Linked DNA regions of Homo sapiens: region 2 is linked to region 1. A link is a contact called in ENCODE Hi-C or POLR2A ChIA-PET data. All regions are on one chromosome and are shown on one strand. Each heading gives the region's core, a stretch centred on a gene start or an enhancer-like site at or near the end of the contact. The rest is flanking DNA. Distances are from core to core; before and after follow the strand shown. Region 1 holds the start of PLAC8 (placenta associated 8). Region 2 overlaps LOC124900167 (a long non-coding RNA gene).

The links. A loop is a pair of places that touch in the nucleus more often than their neighbours do. ChIA-PET counts read pairs that join two places held with the same protein, here RNA polymerase II (POLR2A). Pooled maps may share reads with other maps.
Region 2: a map of PC-9 shows a loop between it and region 1 (5-fold over the local background). The contact joins the enhancer-like site here to the promoter of PLAC8 in region 1. A Hi-C loop is called at or near these places in 8 of 168 maps with a recorded cell type or tissue (B cell, CD4-positive, alpha-beta memory T cell, CD8-positive, alpha-beta T cell and 4 more) and 10 of 50 pooled maps. POLR2A ChIA-PET finds 5 or more read pairs at or near these places in 16 of 52 experiments (B cell, CD4-positive, alpha-beta T cell, CD4-positive, alpha-beta memory T cell and 11 more).

Annotation. Positions count from the first base shown.
Region 1 is chr4:83,110,314-83,117,084 of GRCh38, reverse strand. It overlaps PLAC8 (placenta associated 8), which reads left to right and starts at 2,356. Exons shown (of 5, transcript NM_016619.3): 1 at 2,356-2,419. RefSeq lists enhancers at 6,219-6,268, 6,369-6,418.
Region 2 is chr4:83,147,816-83,154,586 of GRCh38, reverse strand. The region is part of intron 4 of LOC124900167 (a long non-coding RNA gene); the gene reads left to right. Among named protein-coding and RNA genes, the nearest start is that of PLAC8, 36 kb to the right of the region's middle. Within about 2 kb of position 4,191, at least 3 of the 41 ENCODE cell types and tissues checked have a DNase peak (open chromatin) inside an H3K27ac peak, as active enhancers do; they include endothelial cell of umbilical vein, where a contact is called at or near this core.

The sequences.
Region 1 (6,771 bases), core at 1,107-3,606:
CTCTTGTTGCCCAGGCTGGAGTGCAATGGCGTGATCTCGGCTCACCACAACCTCTGCCTCCCGGGTTCAAGCAATTCTCCTGCCTCAGCCTACTGAGTAGCTGGGATTATAGGCATGCGCCACCACGCCCAGCTAATTTTGTATTTTTAGTAGAGACGAGGTTTCTCCATGTTGGTCAGGCTGGTCTCAAACTCCCGACCTCAGGTGATCTGCCTGCCTCGGCCTCCTAAAGTGCTGGAATTACAGGCATGAGTGACCGTGCCCGGCCAAGCTTACCGATTTTTAAGATGTACTTTCCCCCTTTAATACAATAAATAACTAGTACATATTTGTTGACATCTTTTTGATTTTTCAATTTTTTAATTTTTTATTTTATTTATTTATTTGAAAAAAGGAGATGAGATCTCACTATGTTGCACAGGCTGGTCTCAAACTCCTGGGCTCAAGTGATCCTCCCGCCTTGGCCTCCCAAAGTGCTGGGATTACAGGTGTGAGTTACCACACCTGGCCATGTTGCCATCTTTTTATTGTGGAGTTTATACATAGTATTTGGAAGAAAATAGGCTATCTGGAATTCCACATGTCTCTTTTTCTTTCTCCTTCTTCAGATTTCTTTGTTTCTTTGTTTCCCCTAATATTGATTATGTGTTAGGCACTGTTTTAAATGTTTTGCATGTATTAATTTTTTGAATTTTCCCTACAATCCTGTGGGGTAGGTGCAATTATTACGCTCATTTGACAAGGAACCTGAGGCATAGAAATGTTAAGTGGCTAGCAGATGGCAGCTAGGAATTGGGACTGAAAAGGGACTCTAAGCACTTAGAGTCTGCCATAATGCCACACATTCTCACTGTACAACCTCACACAATAGCCTTGTTCTAGTGGGAAAGATTTCCCATCCGCAAAAACTTCAGAGTGAATGACAGGAAAGCTGGCCACTCTCATTTCTTAATTTTTTTTTTTTTTTAGAGACACGGTCTTGCTGTCACTCCGGCTGGAGTGTGGTGACACAACACAGCTCACTGTAACCTCAAATTCTTGGGCTCAGGCAATCCTCCTGCCTCAGCCTTCCAAGTAGCGGGGACTACAAGCCTACGGGCACTTACCACCATGTCTGGCTAATTTTTTAATTTTTTGTTTTTGTTTTTGTTTTTTTTTAGAGACAAGGTCTCACTGTGTTGGCCAGGCTTGTCTTGAACTCTGACCTTAAGCAGTCCTCCGCCTGGGCCTCCCACTGTGCCGGCCCACCCTCATTTCTGAAAGGTTTTGTTAAACAAAGTTTATGAGAGGCCATTGTTATGGACTAGCCTCCTGCTCTAGGCCCCAGAAAATCAGACCAAACCAGAATGAAGTCGCTTGTGCTAAGTGACATATAATCAAACTGAACTTTGAAATGGACCAGTTTTCCAAAAAACAGGAGATTTCAGTCAACCTCAGTCAGTGTAGTAAGGAAGTCCTCTCTGTTTTAGTCCTATAAGGAAAGTAACTTTGAAACAACCAATCTATCTTTTTTTCTCTGTTTCCGCTTTCTTCATACTCACCAGGACACTCATTCTATTTTATAGAATGATGTGTTGCTTGATTCTAGAATTGCAAATAAAAGGCAATTACATCTTCTAAACTAAATTTGTTGTAATTTTGTCTTTTGATAGTTTAAACTATGGGATCAGAAATTCAAAGACTATGAATAAAAATTTCAAAAGAAAGAAATAGTAATACCACCAATAAGAAGAATAATTAAAAAGGTACAAAGAAATTGGATGCAACATTGTAAAAAGAGCCATAGTTTGGAGCTGAGCTGACATGAGCTAAAATCCTAGGTGAGTAACTTGTTAGCTATGTGGCCTCTGAAAGTCAGCTCAAGAATCTGAGCTTGTTTCCTCACCTCTAAAATTGAAAAAATAAGGCCTAACTATCAAAGTCATTAACAAGTCATTGATAATGCTTGGCCTATTTTAATGTTCAGTATCTGTAAGTTGATACCATTAAAGGATGCTTGAGATGCCAACTACTATATAATCTGAAACAATAATGATCTTTTTTTTCCCCACAAAGATAACAAAAAACAAACACAAAAAAACAACAGTAAGCTCTGCCAGACATGTAAAACCAATCAAACTATATAATGAATTAAATCCTTTCCCCATTAAAAAGACGTATCAGTGTACCTAACACAATATAGGAAAAGAAACACACCTTATTTGGCAAGAGATATATTCATTCTCCAGATAAGAGAAACACACATTGAAACCACTTCTGCTGGATTACTCTGGCCAATAAGAGCGTCTGAAACTGTTCTATGTACTATGCCCTGCGATAGAAACACAGTTACCTCTCCCCTTTCACGTAGTTTTCATTTGTGGTGAGATTCTCTCCCAGGCCACAAGACATTTCCTGCTCGGAACCTTGTTTACTAATTGTAAGTACTTTACAAGTAAGAACTTGTTTTAAAAACTTAGCATTCAAAAAAAAAAAGCTTTCTTTAAAAGTTATTTGATTTTCTTGTTTTTTTCTTAGCATGTTATATTTTGAGTTTCAGCTAAAAGACTAAGGTTTTCTTATCTAATTGCTTTAAATTTATACATTTAGTCAAATTCAACAATTTCTTGCTAAGCATTTTGCCAAATGCCAGGCTTTTCAAAGTAGTGTAAGATCCCAGCCTTGAATCCTCATCAATTGCTGCTTTCTGCAGCAAACACATATTATACATTGTATTTAGTAACATGATCATTAATTTCACTCTTTATTTCAATATGTATGCATGTTGACTTATGCCGGTCTAATTTCTTTCTGCTTTACAAATATTCTATTTTATCCATTCAAAGTATTTAGAAACAAGATATGGAATTTTGTAGATTTAGCTAATGAATTATAAGAATTCTTGAATTCTCACTATGAAAGTAAGAAAAACAGACTAGAATTCTTCAAAATTAAATTCTGGTGCTTCATTTATATGTATAAAGAGAGATGGAGAGATTATGAAATGGAAATGTTTCAATCAAAGCAAAAAAATGAAATTTAACATCAATAAACAGTAGAAGAGAAAAATCTCAATAATATGTCTAGTATCTGGATTAATCAATATTAATAATATGTATTAATATTACTATAATTAATATCATGTATTATATTAATATTAATGTATTTTATTAAGATAGTGGGCTGTCCTCAGGAGTGAAGTGCTCATAGAAAGGAGAGACAAATACAAGATTGATTCTTAACTAATAGATAAAATTAAGGTGTTTAAAATATGAGCCAAATACTGCAAGATTTCCTGACATTGAGACCATTCCACAGAACTTCCTAAAGAAAGGTATTCTAGTCTCATTCTCCAAAGCTTGCCCACCAAGATTCCCATTTCACTACCTCCTGCCCCCATTTTTCCTGCATTTTCCAAGGTGGCCCCTGCCAACTTTTTTTTAATCACTCTCTCTGCTCCTGTGGGGTTAAAGATGGCATGGAACAAAACAGCTGTGTGGTCACACCACAACGGGCAGAACTGCTGGCCACAGATAGGAAACCTCAGGCATCTCCTTAGCCCTTACCAAATCCAGCCCAACACGTTTACACACCCTGGCACTCAATAAAATATTTGCTGAATTAAATTGGATCTGTAGTTATTAGTAACAGAAGAAAAATAAGGCCACTGGTCGTGGGTTACAAAATGTGCTCTGCAAGGCCACTGGCATTAGAATCTTGTGAAGTGCCCAGGATACTGCACAGGCCCGCACCTGAAGGGAGAGGAGCTAGTTTGGAATGTGCTCCCGGGAATGCGAGAGGGTCTAGCATGGGCTTCATCGCATGGAGGAAGGTGTACCGTTTTTCGAATTCTCACCGAAGCAGCTACGTGCTCACCAAGCCGTGTCTGTGAGAAGGGCCACGTTTTTCTAGTTCATAGGACAAAAGCCTATGGCATAAGGGCAGCAGCCCTGCGGGTGCACGTTACAGACTTTTAGACCCTAGCTCATTCTATCTAAACCACAATCTCTGAACAGTGTGTAGAATTCTACATTGTACAGATTCCTCAACCCTAGCTCATTCTATCTAAGTCACAATCTCTGAGCAGTGTCTAGAAATCTACACGTTAAAGAGCAGTCCAAGTGGTTTTACTAATAGTAAGCTTTGAGGACCACTGAACTAAGGAGACAAGCTGGTACCTAAGGTCCTAGGAACTCTAGATTTTCAAGGACGTTTTCTCTCCACTTATTGCTGACCTTTTACCTTGAATGGCTAAGGCTAAAGACTTCATGGCTGAAGCAAAGAGAATTGTGGTTGTTTGAACAAGCAACAATTTTACATTTGTTTCTGTTTTACATTTGTTGCAACTTAAAAGATACCTTGAATTTTTAAATGATCACAGAGGCGCGTACAAATGAGTGTGTTTGCTTTCTCATCTGTTTTATAACTTTCAAGAAGGTATTTCTTTGAATAAGATATCTCACGGGAGAAGTTATTAGACCCTTTTTAGAATCAGCTAGAAGTGACAGATGGAAGTCCTGGATAGCAGTTCCCTTTAGGACTACTCTTCTACGCAGGGATAAGCCGAGTAGACTTCTCCACCAATATAGGTAATCTGTGCTAGAAAGGAACTTACAATAGCATCAGAAACCTCCTGGGGCCCCCCATTCTGCTCCAGTTCCTAGTGCTAATATTCACAGAAGCACCTGGGTCCCTGCAATCTCCCACATTCAAAAGAGGAAGTCAAAAGTACAAAAGTAGTGAAGGAAACAGAAACATACAATGTTGACTGTTGGGCTAAAGACTGTTGAGGCTACTACATGGAGGAAGTAATGTTCACACAAACTAACTGGCAGTTAGCATATGGATATTTGAGATACAGCTGATACATATATATATATATATATACATATATATATATACATATATATATATATAAATTTTTTTTTTTTTGAGACGGAGTCTCGCTCTGTCATCCAGGCTGGAATGCAATGGCACGATCTTGGCTCACCACAACCTCCACCTCCTGGGTTCAAGCGATTCTCCTGCCTCAGCCTCCCGAATAGCTGGGATTACAGGCATACACTACCACACCCAGCTAATTTTGTATTTTTAGTAGAGACAGGGTTTCTCCATGTTGTTCAGGTTGGTCTCGAACTCCCGACCTCAGCCTCCCAAAGTGCTGGGATTACAGGCGTAAGCCACCACACCCAGCCGATACAGCTGCTTACTATAGAATATAGAGATGGCCACTGAGTGGATTTCAAAGGCACTCAGAAAATGTTCAGGACTCAAACTGCTATGAAGTCTAACATTAGCCAATTTGAATACAAAAACACATATGCCATACACTAAGTAAATACAGTCAGGTAAAGGAAAAACAATTACATAATTGCAGGGTGGTTTTTATTCTGAAATCTTCAGATTGCTGTTATTATATTAAAAAACAGAATATAGGCTTCTTGAAAAAATAAGGGTGTTAAATGAACATGTTTTTCCTCTGAAAGAGTTGTAGGATCATCTTTATTTATTGAATACCAGTTTCATGCCAAGCATTGGCTAAGGGCCAAGAGGGAAAAAAATACAAACAGCTATAGTATCATTTGTATGACTTGCCCCCTCCTTTTTTTTTATTTTTTTATTTTTTTTTTGGAGATAAGAGTCTCGCTCTGTCACCGAGGATCCACCTGCCTTGGCCTCCCAAAGTGCTAGGATTACAGGCGTTAGCCACCGTGCCTGGCCTGGTATGACCCCTTAAAATTTTTTTTCTAGTCACTGGATTTGCTTTTTGTTTCTGAAAAGGATATTTCTTGTTTTGCTTATAAAAGAAATAAATGCTAATTATAAAAAAAATTATCGGCCATGGGTGGTGGCTTACACCTGTAATTCCAGTGTTTTGGGAGGCCAAGGCAGGAAGATCACTTGAGGCCAGGAGCTCAAGGTCAGCCTGGGCAACATAGTGAGACCCCCATCTCTACAGAAAACGAAAACAAATTAGCCAGGCATGGTGGTGTGCACCTGTAATCTCGGCTACTCAGGAGGCTGAGGTGGGGGGATCACTTGAGCTCAGGAGTTCCAGGCTGCAGTGAATTATGATCGTGCCATTCATTGCACTCCTGCCTGGACAACAAAGAGACCTTATCACAAAACAACAACAACAAAAAGTCTATCAGCCAATCACCTAGGGATAGCCACTTGACATTACGGATAATTAGCCTTTCATATTTTTTCTGGTATTTGATAACCAAGATGAAATGCAGAAGAAATTTGAATACATATTCTCTAGCATTTCCTGTAATGCTTCTTCCTCCAGGATTTCAAATGTGGGAAGCCATCACCCAAAAATATGGTTTCGACCATGTTAGTACTGGAGTTGGGATTTAGGGAAGATCTGGTCCCCACCTGTGGAGGTCTGCAGAGTCAGGTGAAACATTAGCCTTGTTTGCGTTTCCAGGGCTGGGCTCTCGCCACTGTTTGCTATGCACCATCTGGAGCCTGCATCACGCATGGCCTCAGCCAGCCCGGAAGCGGAGAGCGTGGTGGCGGGGGCGCTAGTGAGCTCCTCCTGTGTACCAGGTCCCGAGCTAAGGTTTTGAGACACCTCAGTGAACTTGGCCCACAAAATCCCCTGCCTTTGTGGAGCTTACCCTCAGTGTTGGGGATTTGGGACTTACTTTTCCCAAAGCCAAGCTAATTATTGTAAAAGGGGTGAGTGACGAAAACGGAATCATTGCAAGGTCCTTACCTCTTATTTCATGAGATTGGCGGCATGAGTGTGTCTAGAGAGCTGTGGTTGCTTACTCTTACACGTGG
Region 2 (6,771 bases), core at 2,942-5,441, 36 kb before region 1:
TCTTCTCATTGAGTTCCATGCTATATTCTTTAACTCAAAAGCCAAAAGCTGGTAACCCATGAGTGGGTGAATTCAGCCCTTAGATGCATTTTGTTGGTCCTATACATAATGAGCCCTCTTGTATTTATTGCTTTAGTTAAATTAGTTGATTTTATTTTTTTTTTGAGACAGGGTCTCACTCTGTCACCCAGGCTGGAGTGCAGTGGTCCAATCATATCTCACTGCATCCTCAACTTCCAGGGCTCAAGATCACCCTGCCTCAGTCCCCCAAGTAGCTGGGACCACAGGTGTGTGCCACCACACCTGGCTAATTTTTTTGTTATGTGTAGAGACAGGGTCTCACTATGTTGCCCAGGCTGCTCTCAAACTCGGGCTTAAACAATCCTCCTGCCTTAGTCTCCCAAAGTGCTGGGATTACAGTCATGAGCCACTGCACCCCGCCTCTTGCTTTAATTTTAAAATAGTAGAAAACATGTAAAACTCAGATTTCCCATAAAAATTTAGTTTTCCAATCTAGATTTTAAGCTTCTGTTGAAAATTTGGAAAATATGGAAAGAGAGGTCCTCATTCTCACATGGCAGAGGTCAGCTGCCGTTGAGTGTTAGCAAACCCACAGAAAGGAATATTCACTCTGCAGTTGACATATTCATGTCCACCATTCGCTATTGTCTATTTTGTGTTTTTTCCAACTATTTCACTCACTTATTTTTCCTGCCTCGCTTTGAGTTTGCAGTCCTTGTCTGGCTCAATCACCTCTTTTTAAACGTTTCACCTCTTCAGTATTGCCATGCTTTTGAAATGTTTCTCCCATTTGTCTTCCAGGTATCTCTTTCGTTGTCTATAGTGCTGATTCAGTTTTCCTGCTTTCGATGACATTCTTGTGACTTTTGTGATTGCTCAATTTCAGGAAGTATTGCATTTTTTTTAACTTTACTGACTTTTACTTCTTTTATACTTCCAAACATACTTTTGTGGAGAAAATCTTTTTTATTTCAGAGTCTAATACCATGAGCTGAAAACTCAGTGCAGCTTAACCTTTAAGTAATAGGCCCCTGTTTTTGTGATTGAGGGAAGTTCCAAGTTCATTGGAAAGCACCTGCTGCTTAAAACAATTTAAAAAAAAATAGCTTTCTTGAGTACAGCAAATCAAAACTCCATCCCAGGGCTTTTCAAAATAGACTGGTACGCAGAGCATATTTAAGAACAATTTCTTGTTTGTTGCTATTTCCTTAGGCCTTTTTTCTTACAGAAGATCCTTTCAAGTAAAATTGCAGCAAGCTTTTTAAGCTTTTGATGCCAATATCTCTTAACTTCTCTTGCTCCCATCTCATAAAAATAATAGGACTCTAGCCCGGGTGCAGTGGTGCCTGCCTGTAATCTCAGCGCTTTGGGAAGCTGAAGCGGGAGGATCGCTTAAGCCCAGGAGTTCGAGGCTTCACTGAGCTATGATCACACCACTGCACTCCAACCTGAGTGACAGAGCGAGATCCCGTCTCTAAACATAGTAATAATAATAATAATGGGATGCTAATCTTTTCCTGAATTACCATCTAGAGTTTGCTTCCTATTGTTGTTCTCACTTTCAGCCCTAACGATTTCTCCACTTGGCATTTTCTGACCCTAAACACCCTTTCATAGTTTTCAGGGAGTTTCCCAGACATCTTGACGCCACAAACGTCATATGCAAGCATGACCTAAATGTAATTAAGGGCAGAAAAGAAAAATAACTTGGGCATGTTCAAATTGGCAAGGCAGGAGCTTCTGCAATTAAGTTGGATCTAGTATCATGACTTGTAAATTGTCCTCAACCTGCACGCTAGAACCTTGTTAGGTCAAAAGCCAGTATTCATTCATCCAACAGGAATTTTTTTTTTTTTTTTTTTTTTTTTTTTTTTTTTTTTGCTCTTGTTGCCCAGGCTGGAGTGCAATGGCGTGATCTTGGCTCACTGCAACCTCCGCCTCCTTGGTTCAAGCGATTCTCCTGCCTCAGCCTCCTGAGTTGCTGGGATTACAGGTGCCTTCAACCACTCTCGGCTAATTTTTTGTATTTTTAGTAAAGATGGAGTTTCACCATGTTGGCCGGGCTGGTCTTGAACTCCCAACCTCAGGTGATCCACTCGCCTCAGCCTCCCAAAGTGCTGGGATTACAGGCATGAGCCACTGCGCCCAGCTGGGATTTTCTTTTAGTAAGCTTTTACTTTAAATAAGTACTTTAAATAATTTCAGACTTAAAGAAAATTTGCAGAAATAGCACAAAGCATTCCTGAACACCCTTCATTTAGATTCCCCAAAAAATAACATTTTGCCACATCTGCTTAATTTTCTCTCTCTCCTCTATATATGTCTATCTATTTTGTTTTTTCTGAGTCATTTTAGAATAAATTACAAACTGGATGCCCTTTTCTCTTAAATACTTCAGTGCATACTGCCTATGAACAAGGACATCCTCCTATATAACTACAACACAAATATCAAAATCAGGAATTTAACATTTTACAATACTATTAGCTATTCAATGGACCTTATTTAAACTGTATCAATTATCTCAGTAACATTATTTGTAAGAACAGAAACTCAGTTTGGGGTCACACATTGCATTCAGTTGTCAAGCCTCTTTAGTCTCCTACAAAGTGGAAGTTTCTCAGTCTTTTCCCTGTCTTTCATGACCTTGACATTTTTTTAAGATTGCAGGTCAGTTATTTTGTAGAATATTACTCAATTTGGTTTGCCAAACATTTTTGGGTAATTAGATTATGCAATTGTGGCAGAAACCCCACAAAAGTGACACCATGTTTGCAGTGCATGATATTAGGAGGGACAGGACATCAATTTACCCATGATGGGTGAATTAATATGGATTAACTTTGATGACTTGGTTAAGATAGTGTCTTCCAGGATTCTCCACTGTAAAGTTGCTATTTTCTCTATCATAACAAATAAGGATCTTGTAGTGAGTTGTAAATATTCTCACACCTTCACCCACTACTTGTAACGTCCATTAAAGATTCCTGCATAAACCAATTATTACCGTAACAGTTGTCAATGGTAGGGATTAGCCTCTCATAGGAGAAGACAACCACAGTATTACTAAATAAAAGTACATCAAGTAGGATGATGATAAGTGCTAGAGAGAAATAAAGCAGGGAATAGGAATAAAGTGTTGAAGGGTTCTAATTTTAAATAGGGTTATTAGAGAAGACCTCAGTGAGAAAATAACGATCTAAAAGGATAAGCAAAAGCTGGATGTGGTGGTGCACGCCTATGGTTCCAGATACTCTGGGGGCTGAGGTGGAAGCCCAGGAGTTAAAGGCCTTATTTTATGTGTTCTATTTTATTGAAAAATTTTAAAAATAAAATAAAAGGACATGTGGCTGACCCATCTGACGAAAGTCCAGGCAGAGCAAAGAGCTAGAGCCAAGGTCTCGAAGTAGAGCTCATCTGGAGTGTTCTAGAAATGGCAAGCGGCCAGAGGTGGGGCAGGAGTGGGGAGGTTGGGGGGGGCGGTAATAGAAGAACATGATATCAGAGAATTTATTATAAGAACTTTTTAGCTTTTATTCCAAGTAAGCTGGAAAGCCATTGAAATGTTTTAAACAAAGAAGTAACACGATGGACCTTTTTCCTACCCCACAGAGCAAGTTAAGCCTTGGCTCCCTCACTGATAAAGTGGGAGTAATGACAGCTACTCCTTCGTGTTGCAGTAGAGACTTACGGGAGATAACATATGGAAAGTGTTTAGCACAGGGCCTGGCAAGTAATAAGTGCTCAATAAATAACTTCTATTATTTTTGTTCTTATCTCAGGAAGTGACTCACCTGTTTTCCCAGGTTGGGGATGTGTGCAGGGCCCTGGTTTCATTTCTCCTGTGTGCTTGCTTAGCTGCCAGACTTCCTACTTTTCTCATTAACAAAATTCCTTGCTCAAGGCAACATAACACACAGCGGTTGTTAACTTTGTGGCCGGACCACGAACCTCCTGAAACTGAATGCAGTCTCATGTATATGTAGTTACATACATGGGGTGTGAGGCTGAGATTCTCAAAGTGCTCCATGACCCCAAAATGCTATAGAAGAAGCGGGGCTTAACTAGATTCTGGAGAAGAGGTTCTGGGAACAGCCCAGCAAATAGCTAACTTTCTGACCCTTCCGAAGTCATTTGACATTTGGTAACATCAGTTTCCATATCCGTCATGAGGAAGTTCTGTGAGATTACATTTAAGGTTACTTCTAGGTTAAGGATTCCGTGACTGGATGTTCTTGGCATTGATTAAATAAATGCATTGATAGAGAGTGTGTTTCTCTTCTTCCTCCTTCAAACAGCCCTCTACAATGGCTAGTAATTTCCAGGACTAAGGTGTGTAATTCAGGCTCTCTGCTTTGTTTCCCTTTTACATCTATGCAAACTTTTATGGGGCTGTTATCATGCAGCCCCTTTGATCTGCCTCTCCCTGCATAGACAGCCAAGAGAGCATCTCTTTGGCCCAGCACACGGCCACTGCAGGGGAGAAGAGGAAAGAAAGGAAATAGCTATTGATTGCACTCCTACTACATCCTAGAATATCGTGCTGACGTGTTTGCTCATTTACTACTCACGAACTCTTTGTGCTATAGGTATTATCTCTACTTTATAGATATGGAAACCAGGAATCAGAAACATTTAAGGTCACCAAACATATAAATGCTGGAATTTGGACTCAAGTTTATTCTGTCTGTCTCCAAAGGTCTGTTTTTTCCCATTTCTTTATCTTGCCTTCCAGAGTAGTTGTGTCTTCGGCCATGTACCACAATTCATTCACTCATTCATTCCATGAGTGATCTTGCAAATAGAGCTCATTACAAGACTTCTTTTTTAACAGCCTCCAAATGAAAAGGAGCACCAGTCTCCTTTACCCAGCCAGAATGGTGAATGCGGTGTTCTTATTTCAGGCACCCATTTCCTGAGAAGCTAATGCAGTCATGATGTTTATGTCCCTTCTTAACTTCAGCTTGGTATTAGCCTGTAGTTCATGTCCTCCTCTTTGAAAGAAGAATGGTTTTTCTCTATATTCTCTCTACATATGTATATATTATGAAACAGACTTAGAATTAGAGCATGTTTTCTGCAGATTTCCCTAGGTTTCACGCAAATAATAGTGAGATTTTTTTCCCCCTAAAAACTACCTTAGGTAAAAAACAGACAGACATACTAGAACAGAAAAGTGATTAGATCCATATTGAATGAGACTATTTAGTTCTTCCTTGAGGCATATCATGTGTATTTGACAAATGCTGCTTAAGTGAAGGTTTAAAAAATAAAAATTAAATAATGAGTTAAAGACTGAAAAAAATGAGTATGAGTTATAGGATTTTGGATTATTGTTGAGGGAATTATTAAGGCTACATGGTCTTCTATCTGAATATCCATTCCTCCATCTCATGAGGGTCACAACATTAGAAGATTTTTAACATTACTATTTATGTGTCCACCCTTTGTTCCACATTCTTGCTCTGTCAGATGAGAAATAGAAACACTTCAGCAATTAAAAAAAAACTTTTATGAAAAATAATCACTTACCATTTCACCACTTAGGCGTGCCGAACCCCTTACAAACTTGATCTGCTGTAGATCCCTCTCTTTCCCTCTTCCCTCTCTACCCACATTGCAAATTAGGAGTATCATTAAATTAACTTTTAAAAAAAATAACTGCTACCAAATGCTGGAGTTCAAAGTTTTTTCAGTAAGTCAAGAATACGCAGTCATAGCACCTGGTTGGCAGACTAGACCTCCCAGGATTACCCAGCACCTCTTGTGCAGAGCAGAAGTCCTTCCTGGGGCATCTGCCAGAGGGTCTTCAGGGACCCAACTGGACCCTTCCGGGGAGAGGGTCTTCAAAACTTTGCAAAATAGCCCATTCCATGGCTTTTTCTAGCACTATTCAGTCTCTTATTTTCACATCTCCTCATAATTTGTATATCCCTCCTTCACTCTGTACTTCCTTCCCTGTAGAACAAACGTGAGACATGTCAGTGAAAATGGCTAGAGGGATACAAGGTGGGGCCTGGTCTGGCACTACTCACAAACAGAAAAATTGGTGCATTAAACTTTAAAGGGAACCATTCCAGAAATGATAAGAGAGGATGGGGCTGCAGCTATAATCTGCACATCATTTGAAATGCTCTAATATTATGAATAGAGCACTGACTTGAGAAGGGAAAGACCAGGGTCTACCACCAATTTGTTGGGTGATTTTAGCAAGTCATTTAATTTCTCTGGCTTACCAGAAAAATGAGGGTAATGTCACAAACTTCTCATGATCAACAAGTGACATAAAATGTATATTTTAAAGTGGTTCAGAAAGCTACGCATTAGCAAAGAATGTATGACTATATATATAGGTTACATGTTGAGTTTTTAACAGGGATCTATATGCACTGATTGCCTGTGGTGTACATGTTTCCCTTATTGCATCCTTTGTCAACTAAAGTGAGATACCAAAAAAAAAAAAGCAATACATGCTTTATAAAAGGTGCTTAGTAAATTGGTGGGAATTCTTTGCTGACCTCTGAGTATAACAACAAATTCTCAAAGACATTTTTTTTTTTTTGGTGAGACAGAGTTTCACTCTGTTGCCCAGGCTGGAGTGCAGTGGCGCGATCTCGGCGCACTGGAACCTCTGCCTCCAGAGTTCAAGTGATTCTCCTGCCTCAGCCTCCCGAGTAACTGGGATTACAGGGGCCCACCATCATGCCCAGATAATTTTCACTTGAGCCCAGGATTCAGAGGTTGCAATGA